7 separate regions of the Homo sapiens genome follow, and all the other regions are linked to region 7. The links are chromatin contacts, found by Hi-C or POLR2A ChIA-PET in ENCODE. All regions are on one chromosome and are shown on one strand. Each heading gives the region's core, a stretch centred on a gene start or an enhancer-like site at or near the end of the contact. The rest is flanking DNA. Distances are from core to core; before and after follow the strand shown. Region 1 holds the start of MELTF-AS1 (MELTF antisense RNA 1). Region 2 holds the start of PAK2 (p21 (RAC1) activated kinase 2). Region 3 holds the start of MELTF (melanotransferrin). Region 4 holds the start of LINC01063 (long intergenic non-protein coding RNA 1063). Region 5 holds the start of SENP5 (SUMO specific peptidase 5). Region 6 holds the start of WDR53 (WD repeat domain 53). Region 7 holds the start of BDH1 (3-hydroxybutyrate dehydrogenase 1).

The links. A loop is a pair of places that touch in the nucleus more often than their neighbours do. ChIA-PET counts read pairs that join two places held with the same protein, here RNA polymerase II (POLR2A). Pooled maps may share reads with other maps.
Region 1: a map of chondrocyte shows a loop between it and region 7 (5-fold over the local background). The contact joins the promoter of MELTF-AS1 here to the promoter of BDH1 in region 7. A Hi-C loop is called at or near these places in 1 of 168 maps with a recorded cell type or tissue (chondrocyte) and 10 of 50 pooled maps. POLR2A ChIA-PET finds 5 or more read pairs at or near these places in 1 of 52 experiments (GM10248).
Region 2: a loop to region 7 is called in a map of naive thymus-derived CD4-positive, alpha-beta T cell, with 14 times the contacts of the local background. The contact joins the promoter of PAK2 here to the promoter of BDH1 in region 7. A Hi-C loop is called at or near these places in 1 of 168 maps with a recorded cell type or tissue (naive thymus-derived CD4-positive, alpha-beta T cell) and 7 of 50 pooled maps.
Region 3: a pooled map shows a loop between it and region 7 (8-fold over the local background). The contact joins the promoter of MELTF here to the promoter of BDH1 in region 7. A Hi-C loop is called at or near these places in 1 of 37 single-sample maps with no recorded cell type and 7 of 50 pooled maps. POLR2A ChIA-PET finds 5 or more read pairs at or near these places in 1 of 52 experiments (H1).
Region 4: a loop to region 7 is called in a map of naive thymus-derived CD4-positive, alpha-beta T cell, with 5 times the contacts of the local background. The contact joins the promoter of LINC01063 here to the promoter of BDH1 in region 7. A Hi-C loop is called at or near these places in 1 of 168 maps with a recorded cell type or tissue (naive thymus-derived CD4-positive, alpha-beta T cell), 1 of 37 single-sample maps with no recorded cell type and 8 of 50 pooled maps.
Region 5: a loop to region 7 is called in a pooled map, with 6 times the contacts of the local background. The contact joins the promoter of SENP5 here to the promoter of BDH1 in region 7. A Hi-C loop is called at or near these places in 1 of 37 single-sample maps with no recorded cell type and 7 of 50 pooled maps. POLR2A ChIA-PET finds 5 or more read pairs at or near these places in 2 of 52 experiments (MCF 10A and activated B cell).
Region 6: a loop to region 7 is called in a map of naive thymus-derived CD4-positive, alpha-beta T cell, with 36 times the contacts of the local background. The contact joins the promoter of WDR53 here to the promoter of BDH1 in region 7. A Hi-C loop is called at or near these places in 1 of 168 maps with a recorded cell type or tissue (naive thymus-derived CD4-positive, alpha-beta T cell) and 9 of 50 pooled maps. POLR2A ChIA-PET finds 5 or more read pairs at or near these places in 1 of 52 experiments (activated CD4-positive, alpha-beta T cell).

Annotation. Positions count from the first base shown.
Region 1 is chr3:197,001,311-197,005,449 of GRCh38, reverse strand. MELTF-AS1 (MELTF antisense RNA 1) reads right to left here and starts at 2,544. Exons shown (of 4, transcript NR_038285.1): 1 at 2,477-2,544; 2 at 1,480-1,848; 3 at 1,091-1,353; 4 at 706-956. It overlaps MELTF (melanotransferrin), which reads left to right. Exons shown (of 16, transcript NM_005929.6): 15 at 1,351-1,549; 16 at 1,999-3,710. The coding sequence ends at 2,078. RefSeq lists silencers at 1,586-1,985, 2,026-2,815, 2,966-3,045.
Region 2 is chr3:196,736,834-196,741,131 of GRCh38, reverse strand. It overlaps PAK2 (p21 (RAC1) activated kinase 2), which reads right to left and starts at 1,275. Exons shown (of 15, transcript NM_002577.4): 1 at 975-1,275. RefSeq lists a silencer at 695-1,484.
Region 3 is chr3:197,028,567-197,032,316 of GRCh38, reverse strand. It overlaps MELTF (melanotransferrin), which reads left to right and starts at 2,500. Exons shown (of 16, transcript NM_005929.6): 1 at 2,500-2,663. The coding sequence starts at 2,615. RefSeq lists enhancers at 485-779, 1-1,083, 1,471-2,107, 2,108-2,744 and silencers at 2,278-2,767, 2,818-2,867, 3,058-3,237.
Region 4 is chr3:196,630,481-196,634,462 of GRCh38, reverse strand. LINC01063 (long intergenic non-protein coding RNA 1063) reads left to right here and starts at 1,876. Exons shown (of 2, transcript NR_132101.1): 1 at 1,876-2,075; 2 at 2,818-2,959. RefSeq lists a silencer at 1,985-2,064 and an enhancer at 1,454-2,208.
Region 5 is chr3:196,866,530-196,870,698 of GRCh38, reverse strand. SENP5 (SUMO specific peptidase 5) reads right to left here and starts at 2,779. Exons shown (of 10, transcript NM_152699.5): 1 at 2,626-2,779. RefSeq lists an enhancer at 1,270-1,771 and a silencer at 2,423-3,002.
Region 6 is chr3:196,565,778-196,570,091 of GRCh38, reverse strand. WDR53 (WD repeat domain 53) reads left to right here and starts at 1,538. Exons shown (of 4, transcript NM_182627.3): 1 at 1,538-1,573; 2 at 2,785-3,215. It overlaps FBXO45 (F-box protein 45), which reads right to left and starts at 1,432. Exons shown (of 3, transcript NM_001105573.2): 1 at 790-1,432. The coding sequence starts at 1,107. RefSeq lists enhancers at 1-179, 2,197-3,396 and silencers at 520-814, 936-1,475.
Region 7 is chr3:197,553,110-197,557,302 of GRCh38, reverse strand. BDH1 (3-hydroxybutyrate dehydrogenase 1) reads left to right here and starts at 1,335. Exons shown (of 8, transcript NM_203314.3): 1 at 1,335-1,522; 2 at 2,590-2,741.

The DNA of each region.
Region 1 (4,139 bases), core at 1,295-3,794, 550 kb after region 7:
GATGGCTTCTAAATTTACATCTTCAGACATCAGTCCCAAACTTGCATATTTAACTACATACTTGACATTTTGACTTGTGTTTCTAACAGTCATCTCAAATGGATCAAGTCCAAAGTTGGACCCCCGTCCCTCCTTCAGTCTTCCCCACTTCAATTAAGAGCAACTTTAGCTTTTCCATTTCCTCGGGAGTCATTTTTGACTCCGGTCTTCCTCTCGTGCTCTACAGCCAATCTATCAGCAGATCCCATTGGTTGTGCTTTCAAAATATACCTAGAATTTAAACCCAGGTTGTCTCACAATGGAGCCACTGGTTTCTAACCACTCCCCCTCCCCCGACTTATGCTGAAATTGCCTTCTCCACACCCACCAGCACCACAGAACTGCAGAGCTGGCTGGCTCGCCAGGCCTGTTCCTAAACTTTGACATTGTGAACTGACGCATGTTCCTTCCTGTCATCTTCCCCACAGAACCCCTCTATCCCAGGAGTGCTTTACTCTGGGTCCCTGGGCTTCCCTAGGGGGTTGCTAAGTCCTCTGAAGTAATGTGGGAGAAGAATCCTGGGTGGATGTGCATTTTTCTGGGGAGAAGGCTGACAGCTTTCATCAGATCTTCAGGAGGATCTGCGAGTCCCTCCAAAAAGACTGAGAGCCACCTGACTCCTTCGTTCCTCCTTGATCAGTACTTAACACTTTACATAGACATTCATGCATGTTCTCCAGATGTCCTTTATTTATATTCGTATTCATAAGTTCTCATACTACTTCTGGTCTTTTTAGTAGCTCTTTTAGGGCTGTAGCCACAGAACGGTCATTCTAGTGATTCTGAGCAGGGTGGAGAGGAGTGCAGCATCCCTGGGCGGGTGGGTCAGTGAAGACACGCCCAGCTCACCTGATATTCTGTGACTGGTTGCAGAACACAAGTCCCTCTCGAAATTGTTTAGGTTTGTGGGGAGATATCTGTAAGACAGAGTGAGAAAGCCTTATGGAAAAGGCCAAGAAGTGCTCAGCAGGCCTAGCAGAACGCTCAGGAATCCCACCCACACCATCCCTCATTTCTGGGTCTTTCTTCCTGGACATCTCAGGCCTCAGACCTGCATCCAGGAGCTGGAGCACCGCAGTGCTTCTGAACGCCTCTTCCAGTGGCACCTGCGGGCCTAGTGTCCCCACACCCGCTTGGGTGACAGAGGCCAATCAGTTGTCAAGCTTATGACTTCCAATCAGAGTGGTGGGGCCCTGAAATGACTTGCTCTTTGGGTCACTGTATGTAAAGCAATTTGCAGCTAGCGGCACTGGGCGGGTGACCCTGCCTGAGCCCAGTGAGGAGCAGGTCGTCTGCCTGCGGTGCTTCCAGGACCTGTTTGGAGACGACCACAATAAGAACGGGTTCAAAATGTTCGACTCCTCCAACTATCATGGCCAAGACCTGCTTTTCAAGGATGCCACCGTCCGGGCGGTGCCTGTCGGAGAGAAAACCACCTACCGCGGCTGGCTGGGGCTGGACTACGTGGCGGCGCTGGAAGGGATGTCGTCTCAGCAGTGCTCGGGCGCAGGTAGGACAGGCCCGCCCTGCCGCCTCCCCTGGTGCTATTCAGACCCCTTCACCCCAGAACCCTGAGGGAGCGGGGGGCGCTGCGGGTCCGGGGAGGCGGGTGGAGGCCCGTTCGCAGCAGTCCAGGTGGGGTGTCCCGGGAGGATTTTGGCCAGGAGGCTGCGGGCCGGGAGGGCGGGAGCCCGGCGGGTCTCCCAGACGGACCTGGGTAATGAGTGTGAACGCTCAAAACGGCGGCGCGGGGAGGATCTGGGGCCACGGCAGAGACATGCGTGTGCTGCCTTTCTGGAAAGAGCGCATCTGGAAGGGCAGCAGGGGAAAGGAGCACAAAGAGGGAGGCTGCGGCGAGTTCGGTCCCGAAAGATGCCCCCACCCCCACCCCAGAGCGGGCGCCTGAGGCGGCCACCGCGGCCCGGGCTTCGGGGCCTGACCCGCCGCGTTCGTCCCCAGCGGCCCCGGCGCCCGGGGCGCCCCTGCTCCCGCTGCTGCTGCCCGCCCTCGCCGCCCGCCTGCTCCCGCCCGCCCTCTGAGCCCGGCCGCCCCGCCCCAGAGCTCCGATGCCCGCCCGGGGAGTTTCCGCGGCGGCTTCGCGCTGGAATCCAGAAGGAAGCTCGCGAAGGCCGGGCCCGGCGTGGGCGGGAGCAGGCGCCTCCCCGGGAGCCCCGCCGCCCACGGGCGCCACCTGGCGCTGCTACCTGAGGCGCCGCCCCCGGGCCCGCGCGGCCCTTCCCGCCAACCGCCGCCTCCCGCCACCTGGAGCCGCGCGGGCCGCGCCGGAGGAGGCCGGTTGCCCAGGAAACCGCTGAGTCCGGGCTTCCCGCCGCCCGCCCCGCGGTGTCGCCCGAGGGGCCCGCCCGCCTCCTCCCCGCAGCCCCGCGCCCCCGTCCGCGAGGCCCCCTGGGGACGCGGTGGCCGCCGAGGCGCCTACACCCGCAGGCCGCGGCCAGGCCGTCCCAGGAGGCCCCGGCGCCAACGGGACCCGGCGCGTGGGACAGCGGCCTCTGCTGGCGGCGGCGGGAGGGAGGCCGGACCGGGGCGACGGGGAGAAGCCTTCGCCCGCGGGACCGTGTCCGGGGTGGGGGCTCCAGTTCCTCCGACCGCCCGTGCGCTGGGAGGGAGGCCGAGCCCGGGGAACGCCGCGTGCCCTGCCTCGTCCCCCACTGTGGCCGCGCCAGCTCCATCCCGGGCCAGCCGCGTCCACGGGCCCCCTCCCGAGTCTCCTCAGGCTCTCGCCTCCCCTACCCCCGTGGGATGCCCACCGCCCGCACCCACGCCCGAGCCTGGCGGCAGCAGCCGCCCCCCGCCTGAAGGGAGCCGGAGGTGACCCAGGCCGCGGGCTCCCGAGGCCCCTGAAGGGCTGCGCGTGGGGACCCGCCATGCTTCTGGGTTCCGAACGGGGGTGAGCTCCGTCTCCTCACCCGGCCCCGCACCCGCTGGGCCTGGGGACCCCTCACTCCCCGTGCCCGCCCCTCCGCGAGGCAGCAGAAAGCGCCCGGCCGGGGCCTCTCTCTACTCCATCTTGCCACAGTTGTCTGAGAAGCCAGAAAAAGTTTCCAGAACTGGCAGCCCTTAAAAAAAATGAAGAGGAAGAGAAGAAATGGGAGCAGGCAGCCCTCGTCAGCAGACCGGGAGCCGCGTGGGCGCGGAGCCATTTGCATTCCGGTCTGCGGGGGCTCGGGGATGCTGGTGACAGGCCCGGTTCCCGGTGGCTCGCCCCCACCTGCGGGCGTCGGGAAGGATCCCTTCCATCTCTCAGCCGCAGAGGAGGCCCTGGCAGCGCCCCGGCTGTAGCCATGCAACCCCGAGGAGTCCCGGGCACCTTCACCCCACCGGGAGGGGCCACAAGGACCTGGGCCTCGGCCACCAAGCTTTGTCCCCTCTCGCTGTGGGGGGCTAGTGATTCTCCTCCGACCTGACGATTGCTTGGTTTTTTCAAAAGGGAGTTTTGTGCGGTGAGAAGTGTGTTTCTGTGTGGCTAACTCTGGGCTAGCGTGCCGTGGCCATTGAAGGTGTGGCCTGCGTGGGTGCAGTGTAAGTGACGCTGGATTGTCAGGTGGCAGCAGGGGACCCCTGCTGTGTCAGTGCTAATGAAACATGTTGGTTGGTTTCTAAAATAAAGCCAAACAAGCCAGCACATGCAGAGGCTTGGACCCTGATAGAAACTTCTGCTGCCGATTTCTTTCGTTTTGTTAGGCACTCAAAGGCCTACCTGCTCCACCGAGAAGGGCAGATTCCATTCTCCAAGAGCCAGTCAGGGACCACTCTCATCCTCTAGTCAGTGAGGCCCCCCGCGCCCTTCTTCGACCTGGACTGGTTCTCTGGCTCTTGCAGGGCCTCCGCTGCCCTGGCACATTCCAGCTGCCTCCACCCCATCAGGCTCTGGGGTGTCTGCCCTTCTGTGGATGGGTGCAGAGAAGGGTGCAAACTTCTCTGCTGCCCCCTGCCCCACACCTCCAAAATAAGCGGCCCACATCTTTTCTCTGGCAAGCTCGCTGCTAACTCACTGGAGGGGGGCGTGGGGAGCGGATCTCCCAGAGACCCTACAGTGGGTGCTCTGTGGTATCTACTGAGGTGGGGGTGGGCCCGGCTGG
Region 2 (4,298 bases), core at 26-2,525, 820 kb after region 7:
ATTTTGTCTTTTTATAAAGGTTAAAAAAGAAAACAAAGAAAGGACACATCGCCTGTAACGCAGAAGTGAGATAATGATATCAACCGGAGTTCGTTATTTATCAAGGGACAACAAATCACGCTCACACTGCCCAGGGAGAGTACTACTAAAATTAAGATACAAGGATGGGTACAACCTCACACCCACTGACGATGACACGCTTCTGTTCTTGGATGACTTATCTTTAAAGAATTAGTTAAAAGGTTGAGTGGCAACGTTTTGTGTTTGTGCGTGCGTGTGTTTCCAAGAGAGCCAAACATGGTGAAAAACCAATCTTAACTTCACCTAAGTTATCTAAAGAAGCAAATTTCACCCCTAGGCTGAAGCTCAAACAGGAGCGAGGAGAAGCTCCGAAAGATCAGTTCGTAAGCGGTGGCCCTCAAGCGCCCGGGACGCTCTACGTTTTTACCAATGTGGAATGTGGAAAAGAGGTTACAGGCTGGAGCTGAGAAAACAGTCAAGCTACTCGCGACAATATTCCTGAGCAGTGAAACGGGTGAACAGAGAGCGAGCAAGCAGGGGCTGAGAATCAGTGAGAGGAAAAATCAAGGAACAAAACCGGAGAGTCTGGTCCAGCATTAAGAAAACGGAGCAAAGGAAGAGGGTGAAACGCGAGGGGAGGGAAGACCGAGAGTCGGCAGAGACCGTGGTGCCGCGAGGTTCAGAGCAGGGCTGGGTCCAGGAAGAGTCAGACCTCCGCAGCCCAGCGAGCTTCCCATTTCTGGCTAAAGCCAGCGAAGAAAACGGCCCTGGGGAGCAGACAATGAGCCACCGCCCCAGGAGCTGCGGCTCCCAGCACGCAGGTGGCGGCTCCCCGGCCCCGCGCGGGGCAGGTCGGCCGTCCCGGGCCGCTCCCGCCCGCCAGGCCACGGAGAAGGAAGGAGGAGGAAGAGACCCGGCCTGCGTCCCGCGCCGGCCGGCCTGTGTGCACTTACCCCGGGCAAGGCAAGGTCCCCGCCCCAGCGAGGCGCCTCGGTCAGAGCTCCCGGCGGGCTGCGGAGCCGCCCCGGGCTAGCGCGCGGTGCGGGGAGGGGAGGGGAGGGAAGGGGAAGCGGGGCGGGAAGAGACGCCGCGCTGGAGCAGCCGCTGCTACCGCTAGGCCCAGCGGCGGCGGAGTCCTGCGCACGCCAGGGAGGGGAGGGGAGGGAGCCTTCGGCAATGGCGACGGCCCGGGCCGGAGGGGAAGCGGAACAACCGCCGCCGCTGCGCGTGGCCACAACCCTGGGGGAGGAAGACGGCGGGGAGCGGGGCGGGGCGGGGCCAGAACCCAGAACCCCTCCCGCCCCGAAGCCGGAGCTCCCCGGGGCGGAGACGAGCGCCACCTCCCATGGGCAGGCCCGCGCGGGGGCCGCTGGGAGTAGTAGTTCGGTGATAGACGTTGCTTTTATTCCTTGGGTAGTCTTTGTATTGAGAGGAGCAGCCAGTCCCTCATTTAATTCAGCATTGTCTCCAAGCAGGTCTCTGCCGACGGAAGACGCTGACAGACGATTGCTGTTATACACATCTGCTCCGCGACATTTGTTTCTGGGAATTCATCCGTTATCCATTTTGCTTTTTTGCTTACAAATTCTTAACTAAAATTTTGCTGCTAAATTAAGTATCACCTCCTTGCAAATTAAGACTTCCCTATTTTATCCACGGAGGAGTTCATCAATGTTTCACTTATTCTACAAATATTTGAGTGTCTGATATGGACTAGACACTGTTAAGCATCAGAAATACAAGGGTGGTTCAGGTGCGGTGGCTCACGCCTGTAATCCCAGCACTTTGGGAGGCTGAGGCAGGCGGATCACCTGAGGTCGGGAGTTCGAGACCAGCCTGGCCAACACGATGAAACCCCGTTTCTACTAAAAATACAAAAATTAGCTGGGCATGGTGGCACGCATCTGTAGTCCCAGCTACTCGGGAGACTAAGGCAGGAGAATCGCTTGAACCCAGGAGGAGGAGGCTGCAGTGAGCCAAGATCGGGCCACTGCACTTCAGCGTGACAGAGTCGTCATGCCTCAAAAACAAAACAAAAAACACAAAAGAAATGCAAGGGTGAACACGATTCACCAAGCCTTTGTGGAGCTTATATGAGGACGCAGTAATTAAAGTAGTCACACCTGGTATAAGAAAAAACTTGGCGAGGTTACTTTGGATAGGGTGGTCGGAGAAGGCCTCGTTAAGGAGGTGACACTTAAGGCAAGAACAGAAAGAGACAGCAATAAGAAGCACCCAGAGAAAAGCAATACAGGCAGGAGAAGAAAGAAAAGGGCTTGCTACGGTCAGTTAAGAAGGCCTGTGTAGCTGGGGCCTAGAACAAGAAGGCGGTACTATTAAGAAAACACTACAGCAGACAAGATTCAGGTCATGAAAGATCCTGAATGCCATGGTAAAAAGTCTATATTACAAAAAACCATTAAAAGGCTTTTTTAAGCAGGAAAGCGATGTTACCTGGCTTACACTTTAAGATCACTAGACTGCAATGTGGATAATGGAGTATAGAGATGCAAGAATAGAAGGGAAATAAAGTAGGAAGGCAGTGGAAAGAAAGAGGAATTGTGCTTCTCTATCAATGTAGAGCAAAAAACTCAATTGATGCAGTGGGTACAGGAGAGAAAGGAATCAAGGAGCAACATGGCACAGTAAGAGATAACCTGAAAAATGCTCTGATTATTAAACACACAGAAACACTGGATAAATAAGACATCCTTTCAAAGGCATAACTTGCAAGAATGAAAATAGAATGTTTCTGACAGTCTTCCAAATTTCACACTCAACCTGAAGAAGGGGCAGGACACCAGAGTGGTAAGCAGGGCAGTGAAGCCATGGTTGTGTTGAGGGCACCTACTTATCTCAGAAATCTCTAGAGTTTTAATAGGTGCACAGGAAACTAAAGACAAGGACTTGGGCCTATACAAGAAGTCAGGACTGTGATCCTGCATAGGACTGGAAATTCAAGGCGCTATACCCTCCAAGAACAGACTGGGGGGAAAAAAAACCCTATGCTAGCCCAGGGAGACACACAGGACATTTGTTTACTTTGGCCTGCAGTGGGCTTGCAGGGCAGAAGAAAATTTTCCCTTTAGAATTAATAACCCTTTAGAATTTTCCCTCACTAAGGTTTTAAAGTTCAAATTTGTCAAGAAAGTGGTCCCAGGCTGGAGTTCTGGGGGGCCTGGAAGAAACAAATACAAATCCTGACTGCACAGGTGTACCCTCAACCTCGGTCTCAAAGGATTTCACAGATAAACAGGATTTCCGAAGCCAAACATGAGCACCCGAAATACAATACACCTGAGGAAATAAGCAGCGATGAGTGAGTCAATAGAAACTACAAAGAACATAATGAAACCCACACAGACTTTAGCTGCTGGAATTGATGGCTACAGAATATACAGTACGCCTATTTAAATGATTAAAGAAAGTAAGACAGGAGCTAGAAAACACGAGCAAGAAACAAGATGCTTTTTTTTTTTAACGACCAAACAGCTTTGAAAATGAAATAAGTAGGCCAGGCGCGGTGGCTCACACCTGTAATCCCAGCAGTTTGGGAGGCCGAGGTGGGCAGATCACCCGAGGTCAGGAGTTCGAGACCAGCCTGGCCAACATGGTGAAACCCCAGTCTCTACTAAAAATGCAAAAATTAGCCAGGCGTGGTGGTGGGCACCTGTAGTCCCACCTACTCAGGAGGCTGAGGCAGGAGAATCACTTGAACCTGGGAGGTGGAGGTTGCAGTAAGCCAAGAACATGCCATTGCACTCCAGCCTGGGCAACAAGAGCAAAACTCCGTCTCAAAACAAAAACAACAACAACAAAAGAATTAAGTAGAATTTCTAGAAACAAAGAATAACTGAAACCAAAGCCAATGTTTGGTTAAATAGCAGATTACACACAATTGAAGAGAAAATTAGTAAACTGGAAGACAGACCAAAAGAAATTACTGAGAACAGCCTAGAGACAGGAAAAATGAAAGCAAGCTTAAGAGACATGGGGATAGATTGTTAAGGTCTCTACCATACTCCTAATGAGAATTCCAGGAGAGAAAAGAGAAAAACCAAGAGAGGCAGATAATGATGAGATAATGGCTGAAAAATTTCCAGAATTGATTAAAGACAGGAATCTTCAGATTCAGGAAGCAAACTGAATACCAAGCAGGATAAGTAAAGAAATTTCAAACACATGAAAATGAAACCGCAGAATACCAGAGATAAAGCAACCAGAGAGAAAAGACATTCTGTACAAACAACTATTACATTCATAGCAGATTTCACAAC
Region 3 (3,750 bases), core at 1,251-3,750, 530 kb after region 7:
ATATTTTACTTCGTTTTGGGTAAAGGATTTCACCCTTTGCTGGCTCATTAGCCACTACCTGCTGATGGACCTTCTCAGTCTCCTGTCAAAGGCCCCCACTTTCTGAGGCTGCCTGTAGTGTATTCCCTCCATGGGATGTACTGTTCCTCGATTCCCTGACAAGCAAGCTCAATGCTTCTGGGCACTCTGAATCCTTGGAGAGCCAGAGCTGTGTCTTTGGCAAGAGTGGAGAAGAGCTCTTTTTATTTCATATTATGGGGTAGGGTCAGGGAGACTCAGGCAGAGCTGCTTAGGCCCCAGAATCTGATCGAAGTGTCAGTGAAACCAGTTCCTTTAGTCTGTATGCTCTCCCTCTAATCTCAATATGAGTCTAGAATGGGGACCAAACTAACCTCAGCTTCTGCTCCTCCAGAAGGCTGTTTGTGGGTTAAACTACTGGCTTATTACTCTCTCATTACATCCCACCCATTTCTCTGGCACACCCAAGTATGTCCGGACCCCAGAAATGGCAGAATCCTGGCTCAAGCTGAGGCAGACTTCCCCATTCCACAAAGGTGATGCGCGTTCATGCCAACCCTGGGCCAACGGGCCCGATGTAGAATCCCTGAGAACCCAGAGGCAGCAAGTTCACTGATGAGTCACAGCTGAATGACACCCAAGAGATAAGGGAAGAACTTCATTGTGAAAGAGCCCAGCAAACCTCTTAGGTTATGGTTGTTCTCACTCCCTATCAGCGTCACGTGGAGTTTTGCCAAAGGAAGGACTTAGTCATCAAACAGATCCTGCCAGTCATCTGGTGGCTCCTGGAGTGTGCCAACTGAGCCTTTCTATCCTCGTGGTCAGGAGAACGAGGCTTGTTAAGGACTCTTCTATTTATTCCATCTTCTTAGGACAAGCCATCAGCCCCTCTAGCAAGGCTGCCTGCTAGTCCATTCGGCACCTTTGTGCAAACTAGGAAGAAGGGATCCATCTGGGGGGATGGAGAAACAGCTTCCACAGCACAAGTCCTCCAGAGCAGACAGGAGACGGAAAGTATGGCACGTCACGGCCATCATGACCTACCTTTTACATGTGGGGAACAAGCCCAGAGAGGGCGACGAACTCGCCCAGGGTCTGTAAGTCGCTGGTTTTTAAAAAGTAGAGCTCGAGTCTCCTGAAGCCCAGCCCATGTTCCTTCCCCTGATCCAGTGTGTGATAAGCAGTAGCTTCATGGCCCCATAGGAGGGAGGCCTTCCTTCCCCAGGGCGCAGAGCAAGCTCAAGGACAGACAAACTCAGAGGGATGTCTTCTCTCTCACTGTTGTACTTACCCATGTCAGAGAGAGACATCATTTCTGAGTCTCAGAGGGGCTGATGACATAAAGGTGAGGCCTAAATGGAGGCAGGTGACTAACAATGTCTTCAGTTCATTCCCCGCATCCCCAACCACATGGGGAGTGCCGCTTTTGCCCGCCTGCGACAGTGGTTCTCAACATTTGCTGTGCCCCGAAATAAAAACAGATTGTGGGCCCCGCCCCCAGAGCTGTCGATCCAGTGGGTCGGAGGTGGGGCCTGAGCACTTGCATTTCCAGCAAGTTCCAGGGTGATGCTCACGTTGCTGGCCTAGGGACCACACTGAGAACCACTGTCCTAGAAATACGGTCAACCCACCCTTTCCTCCCTCACCTTCTTCACTCTCTTCCTCCCCTTCTCCGCCTGTTTCTCCTTTTCCGCTTCCTCCAATTCCTCTCTGGTCCTCTTCTCACCTTCCAATCAGCTGGCTCTGCCACTGACTGGATGCCTGACTCGGGCAAGTCACCTCCCGTCTCTAGGCCCGAGGAGAGGCAGTCGGCTAGGCCGAGATGCCCCTGCCCGGCTCCCCCCTCGCCAGGGCGCTCGGCCTGGGCTCCCCCGTATCCCAGATCCTCTGTGCAGCTGTGGCCGAGATGCCCCTGCCCGGCTCCCCCCTCGCCAGGGCGCTCGGCCTGGGCTCCCCCGTATCCCAGATCCTCTGTGCAGCTGTGGCCGAGATGCCCCTGCCCGGCTCCCCCCTCGCCAGGGCGCTCGGCCTGGGCTCCCCCGTATCCCAGATCCTCTGTGCAGCTGTGGCCGAGATGCCCCTGCCCGGCTCCCCCCTCGCCAGGGCGCTCGGCCTGGGCTCCCCCGTATCCCAGATCCTCTGTGCAGCTGTGCTGGGAGGGAGCTGCTGCGTGAATGAGATCATCCTCCAGCTGCCCTCCAGCCCCGACTCTGGGATTCTGACCTCTCCTTCCTTCCACGTCTGAGCTTTTCTCTCTCCAGTTAGACACGGTATCTGGAGTCTTTCTAGGGCGCGAGGAGGGGAGGATACCCTGGAACGCGGGGTAGGAGGCTGAGGCGAGAGCCCCGAGCAGCGGCGCCCGGGCCCGAGCGGGAGGCCTCCAGCAGGGGGCGCGCCGGGGCCGCCCAGGGGCGGGGTCCGGGGTCGGCGGGAGGTGACCTGCGCCCCAGGGGCGTGGATTCCGCCCGGGAACTCGCGGCCGCACTTAAGGAGCTCGGGCCAGCGCGAGGGGGAGCAGGGAGGAAGCCCGGCTGCTGCGGACCTCCTCGGACCCGGACCCAGCCCCAGCCCGGCCCCAGCCAGCCCCGACGGCGCCATGCGGGGTCCGAGCGGGGCTCTGTGGCTGCTCCTGGCTCTGCGCACCGGTGAGGCCCCGCTGTGAGAGCCAAAGGCGGGCGGGGGTCCCGGGGCGCCGCGGCCCGGCTGAGCAGGTCCCGGGGCTGGAAATGTGCCTGAGCCTGCGGCTCCGGGGCAGTGAGACGGGGGAGGCAGGGGCTCGGGGTCGAGTGAGGACGGCGGAGGGAACTAGCACTGAAGCGCAGACGGGGAAGTCTGGAAGGCTTCTTGGAGGAGGCGGCCTCGAACACCCGAGGCTTCCGACGCTCCAAGGAGAAGCGCGGGCTGAGGCGTGGTGGGGAGGCCTCGGGGTGTGGAGAGGAGCTCCCGGAGGGCGGCCCCTCCCGACGGGCGCAGGAACTCAGGAAGACTTTGGGGGCTCGGAGCAGCTCTTTCTCCCGAGCCCCCGCGGGAGAAGATTCAGAGGGACTGACCGGCAGGCGCGGGAGTCCGCCCGGGGGTTTCTGGCACATGCAGGGATGGAGGTGGAGACGGAGGCCGGGTCCCCTCGCGTCGGCGCCCCGGGGAGTCAGGGCCCGGGATGGTGGGACGGGAGGCGGGACCTCGGGGAGCGGCTCGCGGGGATCGCGGGCGGCGACCGCCGAGGGGATGGAGTTCGTGGCACCGCTGTGGCCGCAGGCGACGCACTCATCAATGCAAACGATGAAGCCACCGCCACCCCCGCCCCGTCTGAACTTTGCAGTTTCCCGCCTGGGTGGTGGGGGGCTTGGAGCGCTGCGGAGGGGAGGGCAGTTCGACTTCCCAGGCCTCCGCCAGGAGTGGGGAGGGGAGGGCTGTGGCGGAAGCTTCAGTCTCGGCCCTTGGGCTGGTGGGGCTGCCACGGGAGGGTGACCTGGTTTCGGGCGGAGTCATGCGTTTCCCTCCCTCCTGCACAGGCCTCTGGCAGTGCTGGCTGGGGCAGGGTGAATGGCAGAGGAGCTCAGGCCTGAAAGTCATCGGCCCCAAGGGGCTCCAGCACCCCTTCCTCTGGGCCCCTAGCCTGGGAGCTCTCGGGGACTCTGACCCGGTCAGATCCTGAGGCATAAGCAGAAGTCCACTGAGGATGTGGGTGTCTCAGGCTCTCTACAAGGGGGTTTACTTTCAACACAGAAGGTG
Region 4 (3,982 bases), core at 627-3,126, 920 kb after region 7:
CGTCAGCTGGCTGCTGGGGGAGAGTGTTCAGTAGTTTCATTTCCCTCATTTGGAACGGAGTTTTTAAGAACCAAGAATTAAAACCGGAAAGAGGAGAGCCCACCGCCCACATTGGTACCACTCAACGCCTCATGATGCCCATCCTGGAAAAGCGGAGGGGTCAATGCAGAGGCTGAAGGCAGTGCGGGGGTGGGGTGGGGCTGGGGGCTCTTCCCCGCGTGTTTCTCCTCCTGGAGGAGGTGGCGGTCTCCAATCCTGAGATCAGCTCCTCTAGCTCCCTGCTGCCCATGGCCTCCCGCAGCCACTGACTCCGGTGACTGACCTCTGTGGGGACACTGCCTCTTCCTGTCCTGAAACACCGACAGTATCAACATATGATCAAAGAGTCCAGGTGGTGCAAAGATAACATGGAAGTGTCCTATCAGTGCCAGGGCGTGGAGTGGGACAGCGAGGGGAAGGGGCACCCATAACTAACCATGGTCTGGTCCAGGGCCGAAAGGACCTTGGGGAAAATGGGCACGCGGTGCTGGGAGAGTCCTGGGAGCGGGAGAGCACGAAGGGCACAGCCGCTGGGACAGTGCAGCCCAAACTTTCTGGAAGTGTGAACTGGACCCTCCTGGGGTGGGACCTGGCATGGGGTAGGACACTAGGGATCCAACAAGGAAAATAAGGCCATGCCAAGGAGGAGGCTGCAAGGGGATGGCTTTGTGGCTGACTCTGTCCAGCGTTTCCCATGGGGCGTCCCAGCTCATCTTTGCAGTTTTGCCTTCCCCCTGGACAGTGAGTCCTGCCAGGCAGGGTCTCTGGCTTGTTCACATTTGTATATATCCCCAAGAATACTTGGTCTAGCACCTTGTAGGGGCTCAGCACAGGCTAAAGTGTCATTTGCTCTAGAGCTGTTGGAGAGGTTGAGGACTTAGTCATTTGTGGTCATTGATAAGTCCTCTTTCTTTTCTTTCTTTGCTTTTTTCTTTTCTTCTTCTTCTTCTTCTTCTTTTTTTTTTTGACGGAGTTTCGCTCTTGTTGCCCAGGCTGGAGTACAGTGGCACGATCTCGGCTCACGGCAACCTCCGCCTCCTGGGTTCAAGCGATTCTCCTGCCTCAGCCTCCCAAGTATCTGGGATTGCAGGCATGTACCACCACGCCTGGCTAATTTTTGTATTTTTAGTAGAGACAAAGTTTCACCATGTTGTCCAGGGTGGTCCCGAACTCCTGACCTTAGGCGATCCGCCGGCCTCAGCCTCCCAAAGTGCTGGGATTACAGGTGTGAGCCACCGCGCCCGGCCGAGAAGTCCTTTCTCATAATTGGTGAATATAAATCCCGGAGTCCTCACCACAGGCTCCGGGCCCTGCATGATCCGGGCCCCGCTGGATTCGGCCCCTTCTCTGCTCCCTCTGACTTCACGCCCTATCACTCTGCTCCTCACTTCCTCTGCAAAAAGCCTAGCACCCTCCGGCAGCTCCTCCTTGGAGCCGGCTCTGGCTCCAAACAAAAGATACCCAAACAAAGGCAAGAAAGTGGTGAATTCCTAGAACCGGGAGGGCGCGGGCTCGGGGGCCAGCTGCAGGTTCCTGAGACGTGGGAGAGGAGGAGGAGTGAACACAGACCGCAGGCCAGTGAGTGGAGCAAGGTGCAAACTGCCAGAGAGCGGAGGCCCGGCCCGAAGACCCCAGACTCGCCTCCCGCCCACCCGCCCCCACGTGAAAAGGCACCAGATCCTAAGCGCTAACAGCGAAGGGCGGGACCGGCAGAGGGCTCCCTGCGGCGCCTCTCGAGGCGCGAGCGACCGGAAGGAAAGGCGGGAGGCTCAGCAGCGCGGCGGTGGGAGGAGCGCGCCCTTGCTGATTTCATGGAGGCCCGGGGCCGCGGGCGCTGTTCTCCTTCCTGTGCCGAGTGTGGTTTGCTATCAAGCGGTGGCAGTTCAGCCACAATCAGGGGCAGGGGGAGGGAGAGGCCCCCCGAAGAGGCAGAGGCCCTGCCTCGGCCGCCCTGAGCCTGGAAGGTGATTGGCTAGAGCGACTCCCGGCCGGGAGCGGAATGAATGGCGGGGACCGGGGCCTCTGGGTGGTGCGAGGTATGTTGGGAGGTGCGGGTTTTAATCGGCAGTTGGGCAGTTTAGCCACACGGGCCGGGGGCAGGGTGGGGCTGGCAGAGAAGGGAAGCTGGTGAGGCGGAAACAGGGAGGAGTAGGTTTTTCTTTCTTCTCACACCGGCAAACCAGAGGAAGCTTAACCTATCGGAACCAATTACTAGCATGAACCTAGCACTGAGCTCAAAGGCTGAATTTTAGACCTTTCACTGCTCCCATGCACACCCTGCCTGGTCACGGCTTCTCACCGTCTTTACCAAGATCAGTCACACCTGTGAAGCCCTGCTCATTCATCTCGCCAATTCCCTTCTACAGGACCCAGTGCCCAGACGCCACTACCCAATTCCCCCAGCCTTGGAATCTCCTCCTCTCTGCCAGGTCCTCACCACTGTGTTCTTGGCGATTTCACTAAAGATTCACCTCCTCAAAACTGGCCCCAATTAGTCCCACCCTGTTCAACCTACTATCTCCACTTAACGGCAAATGGCACCTGACACCCTCAGAAGTCAGACTCCTGGCAACTACAATTACCCAAAATACGGCAGAAAACTGTCTCGAAGCCCAGGCAACTGATTCTTGGGAGAAGCTGACTCATGCTTGGCCTCTACCTAGAGAAATAATTCATATTTAGAGCTGTGAGAATAGATAGCAAAGAGAGAGTAAGAAAAAAGATGCATAAATATGTACTAACACGTTTTTATAATTGCTTTTGTGTTCTTCCTGACAGCATCATGTTGCCTTTTAATATGGAGCATGTGCCATAGCTCTCCAGGAGAACCCCTCTGTGTCACAGCGAACCTCAGTCACTGACACTCAAAAGAAGGAATTATTTCAACTCAATAATAAACAAATAACCCTATTTTAAAATCAGCAAAGGGTGTTACCACATTTCCACAGAAGGTATACAAATGGCCAGTAATCATGTGAAAAGATGCTTGATATCATTTGTCATCAGGGAAATGCAAATCAAAACTGCAATGAGAGGCCAGGCGCTGTGGCTCACACCTGTAATCCCAGCGCTTTGGGAGGCTGAGGCAGGTGGATCGCTTGAGCCCAGGAGTTCAAACCCAGCCTGACCAACATGGTGAAACCCCGTCTCTACAAAAAAATACAAAAATTAGCCGGGCACAGTGGCCTGTGCCTGTAATCCCAGCTACTCAGGAGGCTGAGGCAGGAGACTCACTTGAACCCAGGAGGCAGAGGTTGCAGTGAGCCGAGATTGTGCCATTGCACTCCAGCCTGGGTGACGGGAGTGAAACCCTGTCTAAAAAAACCCCAAAAACAAAAACTACAATGACATATCACTTTATATGCACTAGGATGCCTAGCATCAAAAGGTCAAATAAAACAAGTATGTGGAGAAACTGCGACCCTCATACACTGCTGGTGGGAATGTAAGATGGTGCAGAAACTTTGGAAAGGAGTCTGGCAGCTCCTCAAAAGGTAAAAGCATGGAGTTATCAGGTGGCTCACAAATTCCATTCCTAGGGACCTAAAAGAAATGAAGACATGCTATACAAACACCTGAAGACATGCTATACTAACACCTGAAGCCATGCTATACTAACACCCGAACATGAATGTTCAGAACAGCATCATTCATGATTACCAAGAAGTGGAAAAAACCCAAATGTCCATCAACTAACTGACGAGTGGATACAGTATATCCATGCAGTGGAATTTCTTTTTCTCTTTCTTTCTTTCTTTTCTTTCTCTTTCTTTCTTTCTTTTTCTTTCCTTCTTTCTTTCTTTCTTCTTTCTTCTTTTTTTTTTTTTTGATGGGATCTCTTTCTGTCACCCAGGCTGGAGTTCAGTGATGCTATCTCAGCTCACTGCAACCTCCTCCTGGGCTCAAGCGATCCTCCCACCTCAGCCTCCCCAGTAGCTGGGAC
Region 5 (4,169 bases), core at 1,530-4,029, 690 kb after region 7:
TAAAAATACAAAAATTAGCCGGGCGTGGTGGTGGGCGCTTGTAATCCCAGCTACTTGGGAGGCTGAGACAGGACAATCACTTGAACCCGGGAGGCGGAAGTTGCAGTGAGCAGAGATCAAGCTGTTGCCCTCCAGCCTGCACAAGAGTGAAACTCTGTCTCAAAAGAAAAAAAAAGAAAATCAACATGCTATAAACATGATCATTTTAGAGAAAAAATAATTTAGTATATTTGGAGAATCTGTGATGTAGGGTCCATTTCCGGCTCTACTAATAATAGAGTAGGAATTGCTAAAGCAATAAGAAGGCTACCAAAGAATAATTGGAGAATGAATATATTTCCCTAAAAGAGAAAGTTCAACGCAGCCTGATGGCCTATTTACCTTAATTTTGAAAATATTACCCACGCCCAAAAAAAGTCACAAGGGTTTCACCATAATAGGTAAGAAAAATACATGTAAAGCACTGTGACCACCTTACCAGTTGACCCTTTCTGAGCGTCTACCAAATTCTTTAAATCAGTGACAGAGTACAATCTAACCAAGAAAAGAAAAAGGAACTAAAAATTCGCAAAGACATGCTTAATATCGCAAATGCCAAGGTGATCTACTTCAATCAGATGTTTGGCAACTAGAGAAGCACAGAACCCCGTTCTCAAACTGAGCTCCATAGGAAGCTGGCTAATAACACAAAGTAAATGGCCATGCATGCCAGGATGAAGGAGGCAGAAAGGCAGGCCTGTGTATAGAGCACTGGGTTTATGACAAGCTAGAATAAAAGCAAAATATTGTTAAATTTCAATTTTTCTATGATTTTTGAAGGATTCACATAATGGCCTACCAAAAAAAAAAAAAAAGGCTGATTTAGAAAGTAATATAGCCCAGGCGCAGTGACTCACTCCTGTAATCCCAGCACCTTTTTTTTTTTTTTTTTTTTTTTTTGAGACGGAGTTTTGCTCTTGTTGCCCAGGCTGGAGTGTAATGGCACTATCTCAGCTCACCACAACCTCGCCTCCCGGGTTCAAGCTAGTCTCCTGCCTCAGCCTTCCGAGTAGCTGGGATTACAGGCATGCGCCACCACGCCTGGCTAATTTTGTATTTTTAGTAGAGATGGGGTTTCACCATGTTGGTTAGGCTGATCTCGAACTCCCGACCTCAGGTGATCTGCCCGCCTCGGCCTCCCAAAGTGCTGGGATTACAGGCGTCAACCACCGCGCCCGGCTGATCCCAGCACTTTTGAGAGGCGGAAGCAGGTAGATCACTTGAGGTCAGGAGGTCGAGACCAGCCTGGCCAACATGGTGAAACCCCATGTCTACTAAAAATACAAAAATTAGCCGGGCGCGATGGCGGGCACCTGTAATCCCAGCTACTCTGGAGGCTGAGGCAGGAGAATCGCTTGAACCTGGGAGGAGGAGGTTGCAGTGAGCTGAAAAGATCGCGCCACTGCACTCCAGGCTGGGTGTCAGAGTGAGACCCTGTCCCCCCTCCAAAAAAAAATTGTGAGCCCAGGTGTAAATGAAGCCCCCCTCCCCAGCACCCTCCTCTACATACCAAGCTTTTCTCCTAGAAAAGATGCACTGGGAAAAAGCTATCTTGAGTAAAGATCAAAACTGATATAAGCCATCCCTCATATACCAATAATATGCCATCAATAAGCGTGAGACATGTGGATGGCTAGGAGAGAGTCTGGTTTCTTCCTGATGCTGCCCACCCAAAACAGAGACTGCAGTTAGGCTCTGACCACACGAGCGCCTGGCATCTCTAGGCAACCTTTTCCATACCAAGCTTAGTTATTCCGGGCAAAATGCAAAAAAAAAACATAAGTAGGAACCTATCATGAAGTGTCCTGGATATTCTTAAATTAAATTTAACCAGATTCTCAAAACATTTCATAACTAACGTCTGCTTTCTTCATTTAATTCTCCAAACATTATAATTTACATTGGTAGAAGAAAGTCCCACTTTACCTGCGGTGAAAAAGGTCGAAATGTCTATCTAGCATGAGATGAAAAACACTACCAGAGAGCAGGGTAGGATTTCACCTCGGCTATTCTCGCTCTAAGTCCAAAACTCCCACATCCTCTCCGCATCCCTCCACCCCGACAGAGTGGCCACAGGGCGTAGAGCGGAGGCTGATACCGCTCAGAGCAGACCGAAGGGAAAAGACGTCTCCCACCGCGCTCATGCCCAACCGGGCTCTCTGGAAAAGGGTCCCGGGGAGCGCGAGGAAAGAAACGAAGGCCGGAAGGAGGCAGAGCGGTCTAAGCAAATAAAAACCCCGGACTTCCACGGCGGCCGGAGCTGGAGGCCTGTGACAGCGGCTCCTCCTCTCAGAGCTTTCCCGGCTTCAGGAGGAGCTGGGGGGCGCCAGCTTCCCGGTGCCTGCGACGCACAGCCCGGCTGGAGCGAGAGCGCAGGGCAGCGGCCCCTCGGGACGAGCTCGCTCGCCTCCCCCGGAAAGGGAGGCTGTGGCCGAGACGGACGGCGGCCTCCAGCTCGGGCGGGGGAGGGCGGCTCGAGGCCTCCGGACCGGGCGCTGAGGTGGCGCACCGGCGCGGGAATGGCCCCAGCCAGCCCCGCCAGGCGATCGCTGAGTCCGTCACTCGTCTGCCCGCGTCCCCGCTTACCTGCTACCCTCGTTCCTGGCAGCTGCCCCGCCGCCGGCCCCGTCGCGGCAGCAGCCTGGACCGCGGACCCCGCCTTCGTCAGCTCCAAGGGAAGCCCCGCCAGCGACGAGGCGTCCGGCCTGTTCGCCGCGGCCACAGCCGCCGAGCTTCCTCTGAAGCGGCTGCCGCGACGCCGGCGCTGGCCTATCGCGTCACCTCCTCCGCGCCCTTCCGCCTGCGAGGCTGGGCCTGGCACCGCCCGCTTCCGGCGCTCCCGCCCCGCCTCCCGACCCGGGGCCGCCCCGCCCCCGCCCGTCACCGCGTCCTTAGCCCCGGCCTCCCTCAGAACGCGCTGGGATGGGAACCGCGTTCAGGAGCTGCTAAGCGCGTTTGAGACTTCAGCCCCTTCTCCAGCTTTTAACCTAAAAGGGCTAAATCAGACCGCAGCTAGTGTACACCCCTACCCTCCGCTGATCCCGTCACCCCTGCGCCGAAAGCAAAAGACCCATTCCAGCTCTGGACGTTGTGAGGCCTGGCCCAGGCGTCCGCTCTCTGGTTTTCCTATTGATCTTACCCCTGGTATTGTGATTGGCCTCTTTATCTATGTCTTACCCGCCCCAACTGTGAATGCTTTCCAAAATTATAAGCCGATGTCCTGACAGGCAAAAACATAATAATAGCAGATTTATGGCGGAAGATGAGTTCAGTTTTGAACATACTCGATCTGGAAGAATAAAGTGGAGGTGACTGCAATGGAAAACCAACAGTGCGTTGCTGAGAGCCTGTGTAGGCAGTAAGGATATGCATTGATGGTGGAGAAGATAAAAACAATACCGAAGCCAACTGCAGGATGGTTTGCTTTTAATTATCATCATGTGTCAGAAAATTCTAAACAATGTTAATGAAAAAGTACTCCTTTCCAAACAAAAGCTTTGTTTAGTCTTAGTTCTAAGCAATGGCTGCAATTACTGTTGATTTTTTTTTCTTTTTTCTTTTCTTTTTTTTTTTTTTCCAAACAGGGTCTTGCTGTCTCGCCCAAGCCGGAGTGCCGTGGCACACCCTAGGCTCGCTGTAACCTCTGCCTCCTGGGCTCAAGCGATCCTCCCACCTCATCTTCCAGGGTACCTGCGACCACAGGCTCCTGCACCACGCCCGGCTAATTTTTTATTACTATTACTATCATTATTTTTGTAGCGATGACATCTCCCTATGTTGCCCAGGCTGGTCTTGAACCCCTGAGCTCAAGTGATCCTCCCACCTGGGCCTCCCACAGTGCTCGAATTACAGGCGTGAACCACCACACCAGGCCCTCTCACTTCTTTTTAACAGTTTCTCTTTGTCAGTGATTTTTTTTTTTTTTTTAGAGGAGTGTCGCTCTGTCGCCCAGGCTGCAGTGCAGTGGCGCCATCTCGGCTCACTGCAAGCTCTGCCTCCCGGGTTCACGCCATTCTCCTGCCTCAGCCTCCTGAGTAGCTGGGACTACAGGCGTCCACCACCACGCTTGGCTAATTTTTTTTGTATTTCTTTAGTAGAGACCGGGTTTCACCAAGTTAGCCAGGATAATC
Region 6 (4,314 bases), core at 289-2,788, 990 kb after region 7:
AGCCGTACCACAACTTGTTCCTTGACATTTTTATTTTGTATATGAAGGCGGGCGGAATATGCAGGAAGGATGCAGCGAAACTGTAATCAGCACGTTAGATGACAAATAGAAAAAGAGAGACACCATCAATGTGGAACTATTAAAAAGTTAGCAAGGAAACAGCCAATAACAGCAGGACAAAGCAGTATGTTAGGTGGTGCCCGTGGACGTTCTATAAAAGCCTGTATCTTGTAAGTGAGCAGGATGACTAGAACTACACTCACTTGTAAGCCTCCAATATAGTGGAGGGAACTAAAGAGAACTTGGGGGAAAATAATGAAAACAAATGGTTAAAAATCAGAGCTTGGAAAAGATGAGATAAACGTGGAGTGAAAGCAAACTAGAAACTTAGAAACTTAGAAACTAAGCCCATGTTAAGGTGGCCGGGATTATTTAATATAATGAAGTCTATCTGGAGGCCGGGGAGAAAAGTAGGATGAGGGCATTAAAAGGTACAAGAGTGGTGGTCTGTCTTTAACGGGGAAAACTGTCAAAAGTTGAATGAGTGAGGCAAACTACCTAGTTGTTTGAAAAGTGGATCACGGAAGTGGGATGGGTTAAGGAGCAGAACTTCGATCCAAAGAAAAGAGAATCTTTATCTTGGGGGGAGGTGAGGAAGATACTGACTGGAGCCGTGGAAAGGCGGGCTGGTGAGGCGAAGCTTCTGACTCAGAAGCTCGGATGAGAAACACCGCGAACGACGCCGGGGAGCGGGACTGGGGGCAGCGGTGTGGCCCGGGGCTCTCTCACCTTGGCCTTGTAGCTGGGCAGGTTGCACAGGATGTCCGTGCGCAGAGCCTCTTCTGCCAGGCTGCGGGCGCACAGGCTCCGCCACACCTCGCTGTTCTCATCGCCGTGCAGGCAGCGGTACCAGTGCTTGCACACCAGGGCGCAGCTCCGCAGCTCGGACAGCTCCAGGTAAGAGAACACCAACTCCAGCACCCGGCTGGGCAGCCGGCCCCCGGCCCCCGCGGCCCCAGAGCCCGAGCCCGCGCCCGCGCCCGCGCCGCCGCCGCTACAGCCAGCGCCGCCCGAGGCTGCCCCAGCCCCCGGGGCCGGCGCCGCCATCGCCTCACCAGCCGGCCCTAGGGCCGCCGCTGCCGCCGCCGCTTCCCGCCGTCTCTGCTCGGAAGGCCAAGCCTCGCCCGGAGACCGGAGCGGCTCGCTCACCGCCCCTGTCAGTGCCAACCGCCGGCGCCTCCACCACTCCCGCCCCTGCCCGGGGGCGTCCGCCGCGCGCCCCGCCTCACTGAGGGCAGACGCACCGGCTGCAGGGGCGTCCTCCGCCCCTCCTCCGCGGCTCAGCGCGGGCGCCGAAACCGCCCGACTCGCCCGGCCTCTCCGCGGCGCGCCAGCGGCTCCGCCATGCGGGTTGAGGGCACGAAGCAAGGGCGCACGCCCAGCTCGTTCGCGGTTCCTCTCGGCCCCGGATGTGACTGTTTGGCTGCGCCGCCTCACGCCTGACGCTCGACGGGATTGGGCGCCGGCGGGTGAGGTTATCACTAGGCGCCGAGGAGGGGAGCGGGAAGCGCAGGTATGAGGCTGGCGCCGGTGGCTTCGATGCTGCTTTCCGGTGACTTCGATGCTGTTTTCCAGTGCTTTTTCCTTTTTCTGGTCTGGTGGCTCCGCGTCTGCTCTCCTGGGCTCCCTTTCCTGTGACGTTTCCCTGTGTCCGTTAGGTCCTTGCTTCAGACTCCAGCTCAACGCATGAAACTTTTCTCTCCTTGCTTGCCGGGTCCTGGCTCCCCAACCTTTTTGTGTAGCTTGGGCAGCGGAGGCCGTCTTTACCTGGTCAGGCCCTCTCGTTCTCCCTAAGTATCGGCACTTAGCGAACGTCTGTCCCTGTGTGCCTTCGCAAAGTAAGGTGGCTGCGACTGAACACCCCCTCGCCCAAACGTTCGAGTGCCATTTGAGCGCTAATTAAGTGCTGCCGTCTTTTGGACAAGATGTGGTCTTTACTGGATCCACCGCTTAGTAAGCAGATGAAGGCAATGTAGTTTTAGTCAATTAAACATTCCAATAGGGAGAATGACGTGGAGGCTATAATTATAGATGGATTCTTGGAAGGGGAAGAATTTCAGCATCCCAGCTTGGGCAACATTGCGAGGCAGTGTCGCTACAAAAAAATAGAAAAATTAGCCGAGGGTGGTGGCGTGCGCCTCTGGTCCCAGCTACTTGGGAGGCTGAGCCCGGGAGGTCGAGGCTGAGGTGAACCGTAATCGCCCTGCTGTGCTCCAGCCTGGGCGACAGAGTGAGCCCCTACCTCACACACACACACACACACACACACACACACACACAAGAATTTCAGCATTATTTGATTATACTACGATTTCCTAGGTGGCCCCAAAGTTTTCCGACAGCCTTTAAAGCATGCTTAGTAAGAGAATAATAATAACCATCATTTGAGCCACGGTGTGAACCAGGCACTGTATACTACGTCATTTACGCAGATTTTTATATACGTAATCCTCAAAACAACTCCATGAGCTGAGTAATTAAAATAATAGGGTTCACAGACTCCCTTGGTCAACTCCAATGTCTTGGAACCTTTATGTAGTAAGAAATCTTTTCTGAAGCTTCTTGCTATGTATAATCCATTTCTTAGTCTCTAGTAAAAGCAAAGGAACGGTGGCTACCTTCCCTACCCTCTGATTCATGGTGTTTGATTATTATTTGCCTGTCCCTTCTCCTCATGTCTTTTTCACCAAGTCCAGTAACCCTAATTCTTTTCATTCTTACCAGTGCCAGCGCCACAGCCCTTCAATCATTTTGGTTGCTATCCAGCTTCTCCACATCAAGTCCAACTTCAGAAACCCCAAGCCTGTAGAGAAAAGTTGACCTGTGCTGACTCTGGTGATGGTGACTGTCTCTCACTAATTTCTTTGAAGTCTTCAAGGATAAGCAGAGTTGATCCATCTGAGAAAGGGATCATGAACTAGACAGAATGAACAGCCTTAGAGGCACAGACTCTTGAACGGGACGGTGGTGGTATGACTAGTGCAGAGTGTTTAGAGATCACTCAGTTTTTAAAGACTGGCCTTTATCGTGTCTCAGTGCAGCCGAGGCAGAGCCTTTGAAGGATGCGATGTTGTCATTCTTACTAATCTAGTCCAGCCGCTGAGGTGACTTTCAACGGCAGACCGTCTCCTGAGCGCCCCAGGTAGAATTTCAAAGTAAGATTACCCTTCTCAACCCCTCCTTTTCTTTTTTACAAATCTTTCACCTGCTCATCACCCACCCCACCAAGCCCCTTCCCCATGTTCAGTACTCTCATTCTGCGCTCTGGCTGATGAGAACTGCCGGCTGTGGCACTTCACCCTTTTAAAAAATGCTCTCGGCCGGGTGCCGTGGCTCACGCCTGGAATCCCAGCACTTTGGGAGGCCGAAGCGGGCGGATCACCTGCAGTCAGGAGTTTGAGACCAGCCTGGCCAACATGGTGAAACCCCATCTCTACCAAACATACAAAAATTAACCGGGCGTGGTGGTGCATGCCTGTAGTTCCAGCTACTCAGGAGGCTGAGGCACAAGAATCGCTTGAACCTGGGAGACGGAGGTTGCAGTGAGCCGAGATTGCACCATTGCACTCCAGCCTGGGCGACGAGAGCGAAACTCTGTCTCAAAAAAAAAAAAAAGAAAAAAATGCTCTCAAAATAACTCACCTGGCAGGGCACAGTGGCTCATGCCTGTAATCCCAGCACTTTGGGAGGCCGAGGTGGGTGGATTGCTTGAGCTCAGGAGTTAGACCAGCTTGGGCAACATGGTGAAATCCTGTCTCTACAAAAAATAAGATAATTAGCTGGGCGTGGTGGTGCATGCCTGTAATCCCAGCTACTTGGGAGACTGAGGTGGGAGGATTACTTGAGCCCCGAAGGTGGAAGTTGCAGTGAGCAGAGATTGGGCCACTACACTCCAGTATGGGTAACAGAGGGAGATACTGTCTCAAAAAAAAAACACAAGAAAAAACTCACCTTTCCCTCACCCACTCTGTGTGATTTCTTTAGGTATTAGAAGGAAGTGATCTATTATCTAATTAAAGTAATTTACAGTAGGATATGATTAACTGCTGTGCTTAACGCTTTAGGCAACTCCATAGGAAAAGAGAAGCTTGTTGACTTGATACGTGAATGTGGGGATGGTGACACTTCACCTCTTTCTGCCAGGCTTTCCAGTTGCAGTCATAGAAAAGCAAGAAACAGTGGCTTGCCAACTCATTTCTGAAAAATTGTTTTGATTTAACCCAACTTTAATTACATTTTTTCCCACTACCCTTC
Region 7 (4,193 bases), core at 86-2,585:
TAGGAAGTTTATTTTCCCAAAGTTAAGAATGCACGCAAGTGAAATGGCCTCAGGAAGTCCTGACATGTGCCTAAGGTGGTTGGGACACAGCTCGGTTTTATACATTTTAGGGAGACATGAGACATCAATCAACATATGTAAGATGAACATTGGCTCAGTCTGGAAAGGTGGGACAACTCGAAGCAAGGAGGGAGCCCCCAGGTTATAGGTAGATGAGAGACAAATGGTCGCATTCTTTCGAGTTTCTGATGAGCCTCTCCAAAGGGGGAATCAGATATGCATTTATCTCAGTGAGCAGGGGGTGATTTTGAGTAGAATGGGGGCAGGTTGGCCCTAAGCCGTTCCCAGCTTGACTTTCCCCTTTAGCCTAGTGATTTGGGGGCCCCAAGGTTTATTTTCCTTTCGCGTAGCTTCGCCACTAATGTGTCCTGGTGTCTTCTCTCCTCAGCCTGTTTCTCATCCTGGAAACTGAGGTGTGCTGGCGCAGGGCGATAGCGCAGTGGGGTGGGGTTGGGAGGAAACCCTTATCTGTGGCCGATGGCCCTCCGTTGTTCTATTATTAAAACTCTGGGAAACTGCTATTCTTAATTTATTTTTAAAGACCCTGAGAAGCAAATCTTTAATTTTTTTGTTTTTGTGAGACGGAGCACTCTGTCGCCCAGGCTAGAGTGCAATGGTGCAATCTCGGCTCACTGGAACCTCCGCCTCCTGGGTTCAAGCGATTCTCCTGCCTCAGCCTCCCGAGTAGCTGGGATTACAGGCGTGCGCCACCGCGCCCTGCTAACTTTTGTATTTTTAGTAGAGACTGGTTTTCACCATGTTGGCCAGGCTGGTCTCGAACTCCTGACCCCAAGTGATCCACCTGCCTCAGCCTCCCAAAGTGCTGGAATTACAGGCGTGAGCCACCGCCCCCGGCCTTTAAATAAATTCATCTGATCAAAAGAAATTTAAAAACCAACCAACCCTAATGAGCTCTAAAGACAGCAACACGCACAGGACCTGGAAAGAGCCTCTTCCTCACCGGAGTTTTCCTCACTTCAAGGAGCGGCGCCTTCACCCTCCGGCCTCAGCCCGCGAGGCTGCAACCCTTTCCGCACCTGGCTCCATCTCCCTGGCCCTCGCCCCCGCCCAGCGGTCGGGGAGCGAGAAGGCGGCGGGGGATCTGGCGCCCGGCTTAGGGGCGAGACGGCCGCACCGGGAGCCTAGCGATCAGGGCACCTTGGGCGGGAGGAGCGCCAGCCGGGCACCCAGCGCGGAGGAGGCGGCTCGGCGGCCCCCCGACAGCCACGCCGCCGTGAGCCCCGCCCAGCGTAGCCCCAGCGCGCGCTTCGCGTGTAGAAGCGTCCGGGTGGCGGAGGCCGCAGGCCGCAGGAGTGCTGGTGGAGGGGCTTCCAGAAAGACCCTGCGGCAGCGCCCCCCCTCGGCTCTCCCCGCAGGAGAGCGGGCACCTGCGCGGCGCCGGGTGAAGGCGAGAGCCTCGGCGAGCCCTCTGCAGCGGAGCCCCCTGCCCATTTGGTTTTGGGTAAGAGGAGGGGTCCGCGTCTCTGCAGCTCGGGCGGGATTCCCTGGCGCCCTCTACTCGGTTTGGTTCGGCCTCACGTGTTCCTTTAGCTCCGAAGCCGGGATACGGGTGGGGAAGGGGGGCTCGCGCCCTACAGGCCGAGCCCTGCGGCCGCAGCGGGGTAAGGGTAGGATGGCCGATCGCGCCCAGACCCCAGGGAGTCTCCCTCTCGGCTTTTCTGCCGGCGTCTCCAGCAGCATGATCTGGCATTTATTATTCGGAATAATGTGCCAGGCAGGAGGAGGCCCTGGGTTAAACACGCGGCCCTGCAGCTCCCAGGTGAAACGACTCATCGTTTCCTGCCGGCGCATCTTACTGAAGGGGACCCAGGCCCCACGAAGGGAAGGAACCGTCCTCAAGGTCACGTCGTAGTCAAAGGCCGAGCCCAGACCGAAGCCAGGTGTCCTGCCTTCTAGCCCCGGGCTCTAGGCCCTGTCCCCTTCCCGACCGAATCTCCCAGTCCCGTCCGCGTCCCTCCTCCTCCTCCTCCTCCGGGGTCCTCCGCAAGGCTCTGTTCCCGGGGTTTGGGGAGTCCTCCCTCCGCGCCACAGCGCCCTGGGGAAGAATGCTGGACAGCAGGCAGGCCACAGGGCCGGGGAAGGAGGAGGAGCCGCGGGGACAGGCTGGGGATGCCAGAGTGGTGGTGGGCCCGGGACTGGCCAGGGTGGGAGTCCAGGCGGCGCACCCGCGCGAGGACAAGGGGGCTTTGGCTGGGCGGTGCTGTCTCAACCAATGGGAAGCGTGGCTCTGGCCGAGCCCCCCTCTCTCCCCGCCCTCCGGCCGGCCGTTGGGGAGCGCTGCTCTGGGATTGGCTGCGCCGCCGTCTCGGGCGTTCTCGCGCTCTGCTTACGTGCTGACGCGCGCCTGATAGATACCCTGTGGGTTTGAGCGCTCCGGTCGGTCCCTAGCGGCCCAGGCGCCTTGGGCGTGCGTCCTGCGCGCGGCCGCCTCCAGGCTGCGCCCTTCTGGGGAAGTGTTTGGTGCTGCGCGCGGCGTCGAACTCCGCGTTTTTTTTTTTTCTTTTCCAGCCAGTCAGCCTGGAAATCTGCCTGTAGTCAGCTGATGCAGAGTCACCCTGCAGTTCCTACTTTGAGGGGTTGCAGAAGCACATATTTCACTATGGAGGGCCGCCTGCAGGCCTCGCGCTGACAGGATCTTTTGTGACGCTGCAAATGTCCTGGTCAGTGTCCTTCTTTCTACAAGAGGCGTTGGAGCCGGGCTCTGCATAGGGCGTATATATCCCTGGCCGCCAAGGAAGCTGACCCTTGAAATTTGTGAAGCTTTCATATTCACTCAATACACATTTACAGAGCCTCTACTTCCTGTCAGGCGTCACACAATAAATATTCGGAGGAGCAAGAAGAGAGTGATTCAACATTTGGGTCTTGTCTGTAGGGTGCTCACAGTCCGGGTGGGGATTGGTGGTAGGATGGGGGCTTGTGAATGTTTATAAACAGAAATCCCTCGAATACGACCCTGGCTAGGTAGGTGCAGTTACAGAGGCACAGAAGGGAGGAGATTGGGCGAAAGATTTTTGAATTAGGGGATTAGAAAAGGCTGCTCGGGAGAGTTATCTGAACCAGCTAGGACTTGGTCAGATGCAGTCAGTTTGGTATAGGATGAGCAAGGCTCGAAAATTGGAAAGTACAGGGCTTGTTGAGGGATGGTGTAGCAAACGGTTGAATGAGTAGAGGAGAAAAGTATAGTTGGAGATACGGTTTGGAGGAGCCAGGTGAGGACTCGGGGGCTCAGCTTGTGTCCTCGGGTTTGAAATGCAGTAAGCACTTGTGAATAGAAAGGCTGCTTAATCATTTGCACTACTGTCATTTGTTACACCTAGACCAAACATCTTGGAAATGGCTTTGATTCTTCCTTCTTTCATATCCTACACTCAATCTGTTGGTAAATGGTAGCGGACTCTACCTTCAATATAAAGCCAGACTTACCAATTCTAATCAGTTCCATGGTTTTCACCAAGGCTGGTGTACATTTCTAAGGAACACGTTTTCACATCTCACTGCAGTGGTGCAATATACAACCCTCATGACTGCACATGGTGGCCCTGGATTACTGCCACAGATCCTAATGGGTCTCCCTGCTTCTGCTCTAGTCCATCCTCAACTTATTAACCCAGTGAGAGTTACCTTTTTAAAAATGTAAGTCTGATAATGGCACTCCTCTTCTTAAAACTCTTCTTTTTTTTTTTTTTTTTTTGAGACAGAGTCTTGCTCTGTTGCCAGGCTGGAGTGCAGTGGCGTGATCTCGGCTCACTGCAATCTCCACCTCCTGGGTTCAAGTAATTCTCCTGCCTCAGCCTCCCAAGTAGCTGGGACTACAGGCGCGAGCGACCACACCCAGCTAATTTTTGTATTTTTAGTAGAGACGGGGTTTCACCATGTTGGCCAGGATGGTCTCGATCTCTTGACCTCGTGATCTGCCCACCTCGGCCTCCCAAAGTGCTGGGATTACAGGCGTGAGCCACCACACCCAGCCAAAACTCTCTTAATTCATTTAATTATGTACCAGCCAGGCGTGGTGGCACACACCTGTAATCTCAGCACTTTGGGAGGCCGAGGTGGGCAGATCATTTGAGGTTAGGAGTTTGAGACCAGCCGGGCCAACATGGTGAAAC